Regions from separate parts of the Homo sapiens genome. Here regions 1 and 2 are each linked to region 3. The links are chromatin loops, found by intact Hi-C in ENCODE. Cell type or tissue: Caco-2. All regions are shown on one strand. Region 1 overlaps PLCE1 (phospholipase C epsilon 1). Region 2 overlaps PLCE1 (phospholipase C epsilon 1). Region 3 overlaps PLCE1 (phospholipase C epsilon 1).

Region 1 (4,000 bases), 59 kb before region 3:
CTTATATAAAATGGCTATTTGCAAAAATCCACACACATCCTCTTGTATAGCATAAATCATCTCTAGATTACTTATAATATCCAATACAATGCAAATTTTATGTAAATAGTTATGTTGCATTGTTTTATTTGTATTATTTATTGTTGAATTGTTATTTTTCCCCCGAATATTTTCTATTTGTGATTGCTTGAATCCGAGGATGCATAACAGAGGGTCAACTGTACTATTACAATGGTGGAGAAGCGTGGAGTATGATGGGAGCACGAAAGAAGCAGTGGTCAATTCTATTGCTGAGAAGGCTAAAGAGGGGCTTCATTGAGATGGTGTCACTTGGGCTTACTTTTGCAGGAAGTTTGGGAGTTTTTAGGTGAACAAAAGCAGAGTGGGCATTTCAGACATAGGTGACTGCATGAGCAAAGAGATGGGACAGATGTGAGCAATTAAACAACCTGGGACTGGCAGAGCCCCACTTCTGCCAGTCTGCATAGAGGTTACAGGGGAGGGTGCAAGGCAGGAGGACAAAGCCTGCTGGAAGAGGACATTATGTGCCACCATGGGGGTTCAGCCCCTATCTTAGGAGTGCTGGTTAGAAACCATGCTATGTAACTTCTGTTTGCATGTTCCCCTTCCCCAAGACCCATACTCCTCCCTTCTCCACCTGCTCCAAGCTCTGGATGCTGGAGGCTGGCCTGTAAACACTGTACCAGTCTCCCTTATCCTCATCCAAAGGCCAGCACTAACCCAGGTTCAGAAGGAGGAAGCAGAGGAAGAAGGAGTATTTCTTTTACTCTGTACTTTCCTGCCACTTGCTGCAGGCTAGATGACTCTTTCCACTAATTTCACATCTGGCCAAGCAGCCCTCTTTCATTGCACAAGTAATTGCTCCCTCCTCTTCCCCCTTCAGGCCCTTTGCTGTTAGCCCTGGGGTGTTGCTCAGGCCTTATTTGTGTCCCACATCCTGCCACACTTTTGTAAATATCACCAGCATTAAACTCTCTTCATATTGTCCAGTTTGATGTGCCATGTGTATCCTGCCTTGAACCTGACTTATTTAAAGGAAACAAAAACTCTGGCTTTTAACAAGGAATGAATGAGATGATCAGATTTGCATTATGAAGAGGTCTTTCTGGCTCCTGGGTTCAGGATGTTTGGGGGCAGCAAGAGTAAAGGCAGAGCTTTTAATGGTGCTTTCTGAACCAGGAATCCTGGTTAAATATGTAGATTCCAGGGCCCACCTCCAAAAACTCTGATTCAGTCAGCTAGAAACAGGGTACCCAAATCTCTATATTTAAATAAGAAGTCCTTGTGATTATGACAGAGTCTCATGGTTGTCCGGGTCACTAACCAGTATGTTAGGAAGATCCAGCAGAGATCAAGAAGAAGGAGAGAATATCTGAGGTAACAGGGTCTGGTCCTAGAGGACCTGAGGGTTGGGGAGGAAAATCAGAAGCAGAGATAGGGGTTTTGTTTTGAAGAGGCCAAGGGACACCTTTTCCTTTAAGGGTGAACAAAGAAAGCAAAGTGAGTGTAAAAAGGAAGTTGAAGGAATTCACACTTTGTAACCTCAATTCCCCCTGGAAATAGGAGACAAAGTCATATATGGAGACAGAACAGGAAGGCAAACGTGCGAATAGCTGGAGTGATGCAGGTTTGGAATACCATTGTGGGTATGGGATAAAGAGTGACTACAAGGGACATTTTAGGACTGCTTGGTGGAGCTGAGATAACAAACCATGAAATTGTGTGTCATCCAAAAGTTTAGCTTTGTCATTTCTCTCCAGCAGTACTTAGCCGTCTATATCTAGAAGTGGAGAAGTCAGTATTAGATTGATCCCAGTCGGGAAGTTGCAGAGCAGGTGTAATGGAAAGACAAGGGGCCCAGGATGTTGAAATCACACGCAAGCATGGGAATAGTGCATTAAAATGTGAGGGGGAGCGTCCAAGGAATGCTGTCCTTGGTCCTGAACTAACGCACAGAAGGGCATGGCCACTTCACTGTGAAGTTGGGAGTGAGTTGGTACATGTCTCCCTGCCTCTCCATTAATACCTCCACCATACCAGAGTTAGGGTCTCAAAAGATCGTGCTCCAAGCCCCATAACACTGTGAATTGTGTGACTATAGGTCTTGTAGTCTGGGCAGCATCATTTGTTGAAGGATACAATTCCAACAGCCACAAATATTATTTAAGGAATTAATTGAATAAATATTAACTGAGAGCTATCTATGTGCCAAGCATTGTGCCTGATGCAAGGGACAGAACAATGAAAAAGACAGAGAAAGCTAATTCACAAGCTAAATCTTTTATTTGCTTTTGTTAGAGAATATCAGAGGGGCCCATTCACCCTTTCCCTTTCCTCTCCAATTCCTTTTATCCTTTAGCTGCTGCAGAACACTCTTCTGCAAAATGACCTCCCCAAAGTTTGCTGTCTCCACATAGATCTTTGTGATTTTTGTGCCTCTTCTCCTCCCCCTGAGAGTATAGATTGTTTTATAGATGAACTTAGCTTCTCTCTCTCAGCTAGCCAAAATACTGCCTCTTTAAAGAGAGGACACTGACAAAGCAAACACAGACTTATCTTTTACAGGTTAAAGGAGGGGGAAAGGCTATTAACACAGCAATTTTTGTGCCTTAATGGTTATCTAGAAAGTCTTCCCCAAGCAGAGAGGTTGGCCACCTCACTGACTCTGTCAAATGGCCATGGGACATTCCCCCAAATAACTTGAGGCTGAGATACCATTTCTGGAATTATTCCAAGGTCCCTGCTGCCCTCTAACAGCCAATGGTCCTACTCCTCCCTGACGCTGTGGGTTGACCTTTTCTGGCAGAGTGTCAATTTCCAATTAATACTGAAAACATTAATTAAAGGCCTTCTTTTGTATAACAGGCCCTGAACAAAATACTGGAGACACAGAGATAATTAAGGACAACTGCTGTCTCCAGAGATTTCATAATTTTATGGGGGTAGGCAAATATGATGCAATAAGCCTCATGCCTGCGATCTGACTAAAGTACAACAGAGTGAGGCCTGTAGAATTCATGATGATAATCCACGGGTCATGTCTTTCTCATCCAGGAAGAAATAAAAGCAGCAACAGCATAAGGTTTTGCACACAGCACATAAGGCCAAGAGAAGATTGGCCATGATTCTGGGTCTAAGCTTGGAAAACAAGGTTTAAGTTTCTCCATAGAGCAAGTGTCATACATGAGCTATGGCCCCAGAGCCGAGAGGTCAAAGGGAGGAAAAGGAATAAATGGTATCACCAATCCAGTGCAATCCAAGAGTCTGGGACCAAATTGGTGGACAGTTGAAACAAAGACAATCAGGTTCCAGTGACCAGGGAAGACAAAGGTCCAGAATCCAGGACGGGTGAAGGCAGGAGTTGGGTGAGAAGCTGGGGTGGGAAATAAAAATATGGGGAGTCAGGCTTAGGTGATGTGAGAGCCAGAGACAATAAAAATAGGAGGAGGCAGACACAAGCTAACAGAGGAAAAACAGATAGTTTCCCTAAGGAGCAAGTGAGAAACAGAGGCTAGGACTAAACCTGGTGCCAAATACTCTTGAGTTTAGAACAAAGAATGAGAAAAAGTTTTTGGCTCATACCCTAAGAAAGCAGTCACAGAATAAAACATCAATAAACCTGAACTCCCACCCCAGTTATTGCTCAGGGCTCTGCCAGGAAAAGGTGGGACACAGCTGAAAAAGGGCTTGGGCTACTCTGTTTCTTACTGCACAGGGACTCTGAATGCTCCCTGACCCTCAACAAGCACAGCCATGTAATGAACAATTCATGCAACCCAGGTTCTGTACTCAGCACTTTTACCACATTTGTTTATTTAATCTTAACAAATCCACATGGTAAAGATTATTGTCCTCATTTTCGGATGAAAGCTCAGAGAGGTCAAACTTGCCCAGGATCACCTAGCAGCAAGGTGACGAGGCTGGGACCTGAAACCCAGCTTTGCCTTTGTAAGGCTCATGGTCTTTCTTTTATTATTTT
Region 2 (4,000 bases), 120 kb before region 3:
AAGGAAAGCTCCTTGGAATAGCCAGAGCTTTTTCTTGACTTGACTTCTACTAAAGTCAAAAAGGGTATTGTCAAGTGGGGTCAATTTTGTACTTGCTCTGTTTCAGAAGCTATCTTTTTGAGATCACTTATGAAAAATTATGAGGTTCTAAGATCTGATGGCATATCTTCTGAAATCTTTCAACAGGAAGAAAGTGTGTTACTTAGAGGTCCATTGACTCAATAATAATAATAATTGCATCATTTGTTGAATGCTTAAAATGAACCAGGCCCTGAGTAGTGAGATGTGATTTCAATTAAACCGCAGAACAGCTCTATGAAGAGGTTCTACTATTATCAGCATTTAAAAATAAGGCGCTAGGTGTCTGTAGTCCCAGCTACTCCGGAGGCTGAGGCAGGAGAATGGCATGAACCCAGGAGGCGGAGCTTGCAGCAAGCCAAGATCGCGCCACTGCACTCCAGCCTGGGGAACAAAGCGAGACTCTGTCTCAAAAAAAAAAAATAAGGCGCTAATGTGCACACAGCTAGGACTTAACATCAAGACTCTCCATGTCTAAGCTAGTGCTGTTAACTACCAAACCAAACAGAAAATCCTATTACAGATGTCAGAGGAAGCACTTTCAACAGAGGGGTAATTGTAGTCACAATCCCTCCATCACTTTTTGTTTGTTTGTTGTTTGTTGTCTGTTCCTTCCATTAGAATGTCAGCTTCATGAGATTTTCTTTTTTTCACTGCTGTATCTGCAGTGTCTAGAACAGTGTTTGGCATTATAAGTTCTCAATGAACAGTTCTTGATTGAATAAGTGAATTTCTCAATTCTATGTCTTCACCAAAAACTTGGCTAGAATCCTCTGGTTTTTTGGCCCTGACTACATTGGATTCATCTGAACCACAGGCGACATTCTACTGTCACCTGTATTTGCTGAAAACTAGATATATAAATCATATGAAATGGCATAAAATCTTTACAAAGTATTCAGAATAGCTGTAGCCAAATGTGGATTTAATTGCTAGTAACCAAACTTGGCCATTTCTGATAAATCCACCAACAGTTTAACAACATTTCATTATCATTTGCTGATGGGCTTAGAGTCAAAGGACTTAATCTGATCTATTCTCTCTACTAATTTTTCATGAAATTGATCATTTGAAAGGATCATGGGGTTTAAAAGAAACCAAGATACGGATTAATGTATTGACTCTGCTAAATCAATTTAAATAAACAAATATTGAGTTGCAGTTACATCGACTATGGTAGATGCTGGAGAACAATGATTTTAAAAAGAAAAAAGACTCTGCCCTGGAGAGACCCACAGTCTGTACTGTGTAATTGTGTGATACTGGGCAAATAACTGAAACCCTCTTCCTCATAACCTACTCTTTGCCCCAGTTTTCTTATCTTTATCACGAAGAGGCTGGCCAGTTATTATCTCCAAGGTCCCTTTTAGTGTTACTGTTCTATAATCCATACTTCCTTGCTTTCTTTTTCTTTCTTTCTTTCTTTTTTTTTTTTTTTTTCTCTGAGACAAGGTCTCACTCTGTTGCCCAGGCTGGAGTGCAGTGGCACAATCATAGCTCACTGCAGCCTTGACCTCTTGGGCTCAAGTGATCTTCCCACCTCAGCCTCCTGAGTGGCTGGGACTACAGGCACCACCACTATGCTGGGCTAATTTTATATTATTTGTAGAGATGTGGTCTTGCTATGTTGCCCACACTGGTCTCAAACTCCTGAGCTCAAGCAAGCCTCCCGCCTCAGCGTCCCAGCGTGCTGGGATTTTACCCTATATCATACCCAGCCCCTTCTTCAGTGGCAGATGGAGGGTATAATTAAACTTAATTTTGATGATTATTTTGATGATCATTATTCTCTAATACATTAGCTTCTCCTGTTCCCTCTCTCTTATTACTATTCTCCTTCAGTATCAGCTGCCATTTCGCATTAGTGACTATATATGTGCTTCTAATAGCACCCTTATCCTCCCCATAATGTGGTTCTTAAAGTGCCCTGAGCTAGAAAAACAATGACATTTATTTTAACGGTGTCACCTGTGAGTTAATAGGTGGTAACAACGCAGGGGCCTCTCACAGCATGAAGTGTAAGAGCTCTGCGCTATGGTTTGGAAACCCCTTTACTAGTCTCATGAGCCTCTTTTCTAACTTTGGAATCTACAAGCAGTGTTCTAAAAGGTTGAAGATACTAGAAGTTTCATGTCTGATGGGTGTCTGTGTGTAAACAAAATGCAATGATATAAGAACTGTCGAATTTCCTGAAGAGTCAACAAAAACAGTGAGGCTGTTGGAGGGGGTAGTTGCAGCAGCTTGGAGACTTAAATGGCAGGGATGGGGAGGAGAATTTTGGTAGCAGGCTGCTGTTTGCTCTGCTCATGATTCCACATTCCATTCAAATGCCTGTGCAGAGAATTCCATTCTACTGAGAGTATTCAGACCATGCACGAGCAAGACACTGACCAAACAGAACTCCGGAAAGACAAACATAAAGACTTTGCTAAAACCAGGCGAATTAACCAGAACTGTGCCAGAGGCTTCTATGGGAAGTAAGCTGAACCTTTATCACTTCAGGGGAACATCTCAGAAGAAGTTAGAGGATGCCCCAGGACATTTGAAAACTTGGGAATTTCGCAGCTGCAAATGCCCTTCCATACAACTTCTTCCAATCCACATCCCTTTTATTAAAATTTTACCTCCTCCATGTGGCCTTCCCTGGGTTCCGGCAAGAAATAATCATGTTCTTTTTGGTGATCCAATGACACCTTAAGCAAAGCTCTAGTAGCACTTTCTGTGAAGTACAGAAATCACTGTTTACTCTCCTACTATTTCCCCACTGGAACAGGGACCAAGCTTTAATAAACATTTTGTCCCCAGCACAGGGCACTGCTTAGCATGCTGCAAGCAATGGAGAAAGGGCACAGTGGAGAAATAATTGAAGACTTAGAGCTATGGTCCTCAAAGTGTGGTCCCCAGACCAGCATCATCCTCCTCACCCAGGAGTTTGTTGGAACTGCAAATTCTTGGGCTCCATCGCAGGCCTACTGAATCAAAAACTCTGGGCTGGGACCCAATAATCTGTGTTTTAGCAAGCCCTTCAGGTGATTTTGATTCCTGCTAGAGTTTGAAAACCTGTATCCTAGACTTTAAGGAGAACATGTTACCTTTCATCTCTGACTGTACCATCCATCTGACAAGCACTTACGTCCCTATCATCTCCCTTCTAGAATGGAAGCTACTGAGGGCACAGTCTAGGGCCTATTCATCTCTATACGCCTCAAGGCCCCTAGTTCAGAATCCAGTACAGGGCAAAACTCAACAAATGCTAGCTGGATGAAGGAGCATCTCTGCAGACATTCCCCATGGCTGTAAATGGAACAGGCCTTTCTGTAAGTGATGCTTCCAGCTTAATATTTCCAAAGATGAATCACGTCTGAGATACTAATTCTAATGGTAATTACCATATGGATGAATCATATCATAATGAGAAAACCTGGCTGCCAAGGGAGCCTCTCGAAAAGAAAAAATCAAATCAGGACAAATGGATTATGTTTTTAGGATTGTGATGTCAGGCCATGAATTAGGCCTACAGAAGGGACTTAATGGCCTGAACTACCAGGCTCCTTGCAGCTCTAAGGAGCAATGGGTCAATTAATGAATTACATGGGGACAAATTCCCTGCAAGACAAAACCAAATTTTCACAAATCCCGTAGACTGTGATCCCTGGCTCAGAGGATCAAGGGTAATGTTCTCGCTAAGCTGTGCATGTGTGAAGCTGAAAGGGACAGAAAGTTCCTGACATCCTGTGGCTCCAGGCTTCTGTGTGTCCCCAACAGGTGGAGGGGACCAATGCCAACCTATAAGACCAGGCTTTTTGCTTCCTGTGCCCCAAACCTTCATTGGCTGAACTCCTGCTCATCTTTTCCTGGTTTCTAACCTTCCTCTCTCTGCCCAGCTGGAAATGTCCAGTGTGGCCTCTATCTTCATGGCTCC
Region 3 (4,000 bases):
TTGGGAAGGGATGATTGTATTTTGCAATATAAGAAGAACATGAGATTTAGGGGGCCAAGGGCAGAATGACATAGTTGGATGTTTGTGCCCTCCAAATCCCATGTTGAATTGTGACCTCTAATATTAGAGGTGGGACCTAGTGGAAGGTGTTTGGATCATGGGGATGGATCCCTCATGAATGGCTTAGTGCCATCCCCTTGGTGATGAGTGAGTTCTCACTCCATTAGTTCACATGAGATCTGGTTGTTTAAGAGTCTGAGACCTCCCCCTTCTCTGTCTCTTGCCCCTGCTCTTGCCATGTGACATGCTGGCTCCTCTTGCCTTCCACCATAATTGTAAGCTTCCTGAGGCCCTCCCCAGAAGCACATGCCAGTACCATGTTTCCTATGCAGTCTGCAGAATGGTGAGCCAATTAAAATCTCTTTTTAAATTTTTAATAAATTACCCAGCCTCAGTTATTTCTTTATAGCAATTCACGAGAAGACTAACACAAGAGGTCAAAGGTGTGTTACTAGTTGACCCCTGGGAGGTGATGGGACCAGAGCAGTAAGGAGCAGTACTTAGAGTTCACCTCTAGCACCCATCCATGGTTCCACCCTGCAAAACCCATACACACGGCTCAGCCTCTCTCATCTACTTCTGAGTCCCCAAAATGAATAGGTCTCCTTCCTCTAAGCCATGGCAGCAACACTAAGAAGGAGCATTTTCTACCTCCTTTCTCCTTATGTGCCTCTTGTTGCCCCAGATGGCTTGTTACCTCCTGGCTGACTATTTACCAAAGTATTCCAGCCTCTGGGGCACTTCAGCAGTCTCCTAGAAGCAAATTCCTGTAGGATGGACAGATGTAAAAGTTGGAAACAAGGCATATTCTATCAATAGTGGAATGATTAAATAAAACATCATACATTCACCAGGCATGATGGCTTAAGCTTGTAATCCCAGCACTTTTGGAGGCTGAGGCAGGCAGATCACTTGAGGTCAGGAGTTCGAGACCAGCCTGGCCAATGTAGTGAAACGCTGTCTTTATTAAAAATGCAAAAATTAGCCGGGTGTGGTAGCACGCACCTGTAATCCCAGTTACTCAGGAGGCTAAGGCAGAAGAATAGCTTGAACCAGGGAGGTGGAGGTTGTAGTGAGCTGAGATCATGCCACTGCACTCCAGCCTAGGCAAAGGAGCAAAACTCCATCTCAAAAACAAACAAAACAAAATATGGTACATTTGTACCCAGAAAGCAGGTTTTATTGTTTTTGTGACTTAGATCTAGATAAATTTACCTGAAGATTTTCAGAGCATATTGTTACTTTTTTTTTTTTTTTTTTTTTTTGAGACAAGGTCTCACTCTGTTGTCCAGGCTGGAGTGCAGTGGCACAATCACCACTCACTGCAGCCTCAAACTCCCAGGCTCAAGCAATCCTCCTACCTCAGCCTCTCGTGTAGGTAGGACTATAGGTGTGTGCCACCATGTCCAGATAATTTTTCTTTTTCCTTTTTCTTTTTTTTGGAGAGATGGGGGTTTCACTATGTTGCCCATGCTGGCCTCGAACTCCTAGCTTCAAGCAATCCTCCCACTTTGGCCTACCAAAGTGCTGGGATTACAAGCATAAGCCACCATGCCTGGCCATATTCTTAAAAATAAAAATAAATCGAACAAAACATAGTATGAACTCATTTATAGAAAACAAAAGAAAACCACACACGAAAACAAAAGTATATCTTTATGTGCATGTGCATGTGTGTAACTATGTAAATACATAGAAAAAAGTCTATAAGAATACCCACCAGACCAAATAACTCCAAAAAAAAAAAAAAAAAAAAAGAAAGTAGGCTTTGATGGGGACTAACAGGGGGCTTTTAACCTATATGCAGTTTACATTATTTAGAAACAAGAATGTATTCACTCTTCTGGAAACACCAGTAGCAAAAAAAAAAAAAAAAAAAAAGAGAGAGAGAATGTATTTGTATATCACTTCTGTAATTAAAAATATAATTTTTTAAACCTGAAATTGTTAGGAGATTCTTTTCATCCTGCAGAACTTTGCTTTAACAAGTTACATACTAGCACCAGGAAGGCAGTGGAACTAGTTCCCACTTGGGCAAGGGTTTGTTTACACTGCTTATCTAAAGTTACAGCCAACAATGCTAATGATTCTGAATAGCACCAGCCACTCCTTGGCCATCCCCTCCCCTCCCACCCACAGATTCAACTATCACCTCTATGTGGATGACTTCCAAATGCCTCTTTCCAGACACAGCCTTTCCTTGGAGCTACAGTCCTGATTTTTCAACTTCCTCTTCAGTAGAGCCAACACACGATGTAGAAAACCAGACTCCTGTCCTCTCTCCCTCTCCCTAATCCAGCTCTTCTGCCTAACTTCCTCCTTCCTATGAACCGGTACCTCTTTTTTCCCCTAGAAACCCAGAAAGGAAACTTCCTAATCATCCATAGTCCTCTTTATCAACACACCCACCCCCAAATATCCAATCAGCTGTCACATTCTAATAAGTTTTCTAAAAGGTTCTTCCCAACTAATAACTCCCTGTATTGCCACTGACACCACCTCAATTCAGATCCTTTGCATACATCATCAGGACTAGCAGAATCACCCTCAGTGGTCTCCCTGCTCTTAACTGCTTTGACCCACTAACTAGATGTCCCATTTGGTAAAGGACCAACATTCCAGCCTGCCACAGTCATTTTGAGCCTTCATTCCATCACCTATTGTATCAGCTATTTTCCCAGCTTTGAGTCATTTGCCAATTTGGGAAATACGGCTTTATGCCTTCTCCAAGTATCTGATAAAAATGTTAAAGTGAGCTTAGCCAAGAACAAGGTTCTGACCGCAGATCTGTTTCCAAGGAAACCTAGAGCTTAGTACTAAAGTAAAGAAAGTAAATTTTAAAAAAAACAAGTAGTGTTGGATGTTTTTGACACCATCTCATTCATACCTTACAACAATCCCTTGTAGGAGGTATTGTTACCCCAAATTTTAGAGACTTTGAAACTGAGGCTGAGAATGGCTAGGTAAACATGTGAAAAAGTCTCACAGTTATTAAATGGTAGACTTGTCATTTGAACTTGTCTGTTGATTCCATAGCTCACGGTTTTTCCACCACACAGTAGAAACCTTTCATGGATCCTTACCTTCTAAAAGGTAAAGCACATGTCTCTTAATCTGCACTGAACGTCTTTCACATTCTAGCTCCAAACTTATCTTCGTAATAACAGATGATATTACATGTCAAACACAGTAATAAGCTTTACATGCTCTATTTCATTTAATCCTCATCACAACCCCATGAAGTAAGTGCTATGACTATGTCCATTTTACAGATTCAGAAGCTGAGGCATAGAGAGATTAAAAATAGCTTAATCTGTAAATCAGAAATTATCTAAAAATAATTTCTTAAGAATAGCTTCATCAAGGCCCACCCAGTTAGAAAACAGCAAAGCTGGATCAAACCCGGGTATGCCTGATTACAGAGATATTTAGAAGGCAGAATGGGCAGGAATTCCCATTTGTACAACCTATCAACATGTATTTCTTGAGACCTTTGTCACATGTTCAATATTGTGTGAGGGCTGGAAATAAGAGAAATGAACAACCAACAAAAGTCCCTGGCCTTGGCTTCATAGGGCACACATACACTCTATTGGGAAAGACAAACATTAGAATGGAAGGCAGCAGCGTGTCATGACTGGGAAGGTGAGGCCTTCAGTGCTAAGAAACCACAGACTCAATCAGGTGAGGGTTTTGGTCTCAGCAAGTGGTTTGATTAAGGTTCTACTCACTACGATGGAGAACTCAGGAGAAATGGGTTTAGGAAAAGATGCATTCAGTTTGGGACACGAGTTTTGGGGAGATGCTACCCAGCCAACCCGATATGCAGCTTTGGAGCTCAGAAGTGAGAATTAGGCTGTGGAGAGGCTTAGAATCATTGGTGTAAAGGTGCAACTGCACTCACAGAGGTGGAAGTCCTTACCAGACATTTCTTGGTAAA

The links. Hi-C counts contacts between places; a loop is a spot of excess contacts. Peaks named below come from ENCODE experiments on the same cell type or tissue, not always from the same donor. Only the 100,000 strongest peaks of a DNase experiment are listed, where the experiment ranks them.
Region 1: it touches region 3 in a loop (4-fold over the local background); 8 of 110 quality-filtered maps call a loop at or near these places.
Region 2: a loop joins it to region 3, with 7 times the contacts of the local background. A loop is called at or near these places in 6 of 110 quality-filtered maps.

The regions. Positions count from the first base shown.
Region 1 is chr10:94,064,545-94,068,544 of GRCh38, reverse strand. All of the region lies in intron 2 of PLCE1 (phospholipase C epsilon 1), which reads right to left. Among named protein-coding and RNA genes, the nearest start is that of PLCE1-AS2, 42 kb to the left of the region's middle. In Caco-2, no CTCF peak of the experiment used is centred here; a DNase peak (open chromatin) is centred at 1,934.
Region 2 is chr10:94,121,900-94,125,899 of GRCh38, reverse strand. All of the region lies in intron 2 of PLCE1 (phospholipase C epsilon 1), which reads right to left. LOC107984255 (a long non-coding RNA gene) reads right to left here. Exons shown (of 3, transcript XR_007062252.1): 3 at 469-4,000. Among named protein-coding and RNA genes, the nearest start is that of PLCE1-AS2, 15 kb to the right of the region's middle. In Caco-2, no CTCF peak of the experiment used is centred here; a DNase peak (open chromatin) is centred at 2,409.
Region 3 is chr10:94,005,517-94,009,516 of GRCh38, reverse strand. All of the region lies in intron 1 of PLCE1 (phospholipase C epsilon 1), which reads right to left. Among named protein-coding and RNA genes, the nearest start is that of PLCE1, 14 kb to the right of the region's middle. In Caco-2, no CTCF peak of the experiment used is centred here; a DNase peak (open chromatin) is centred at 2,156; H3K4me3 peaks cover 333 bases.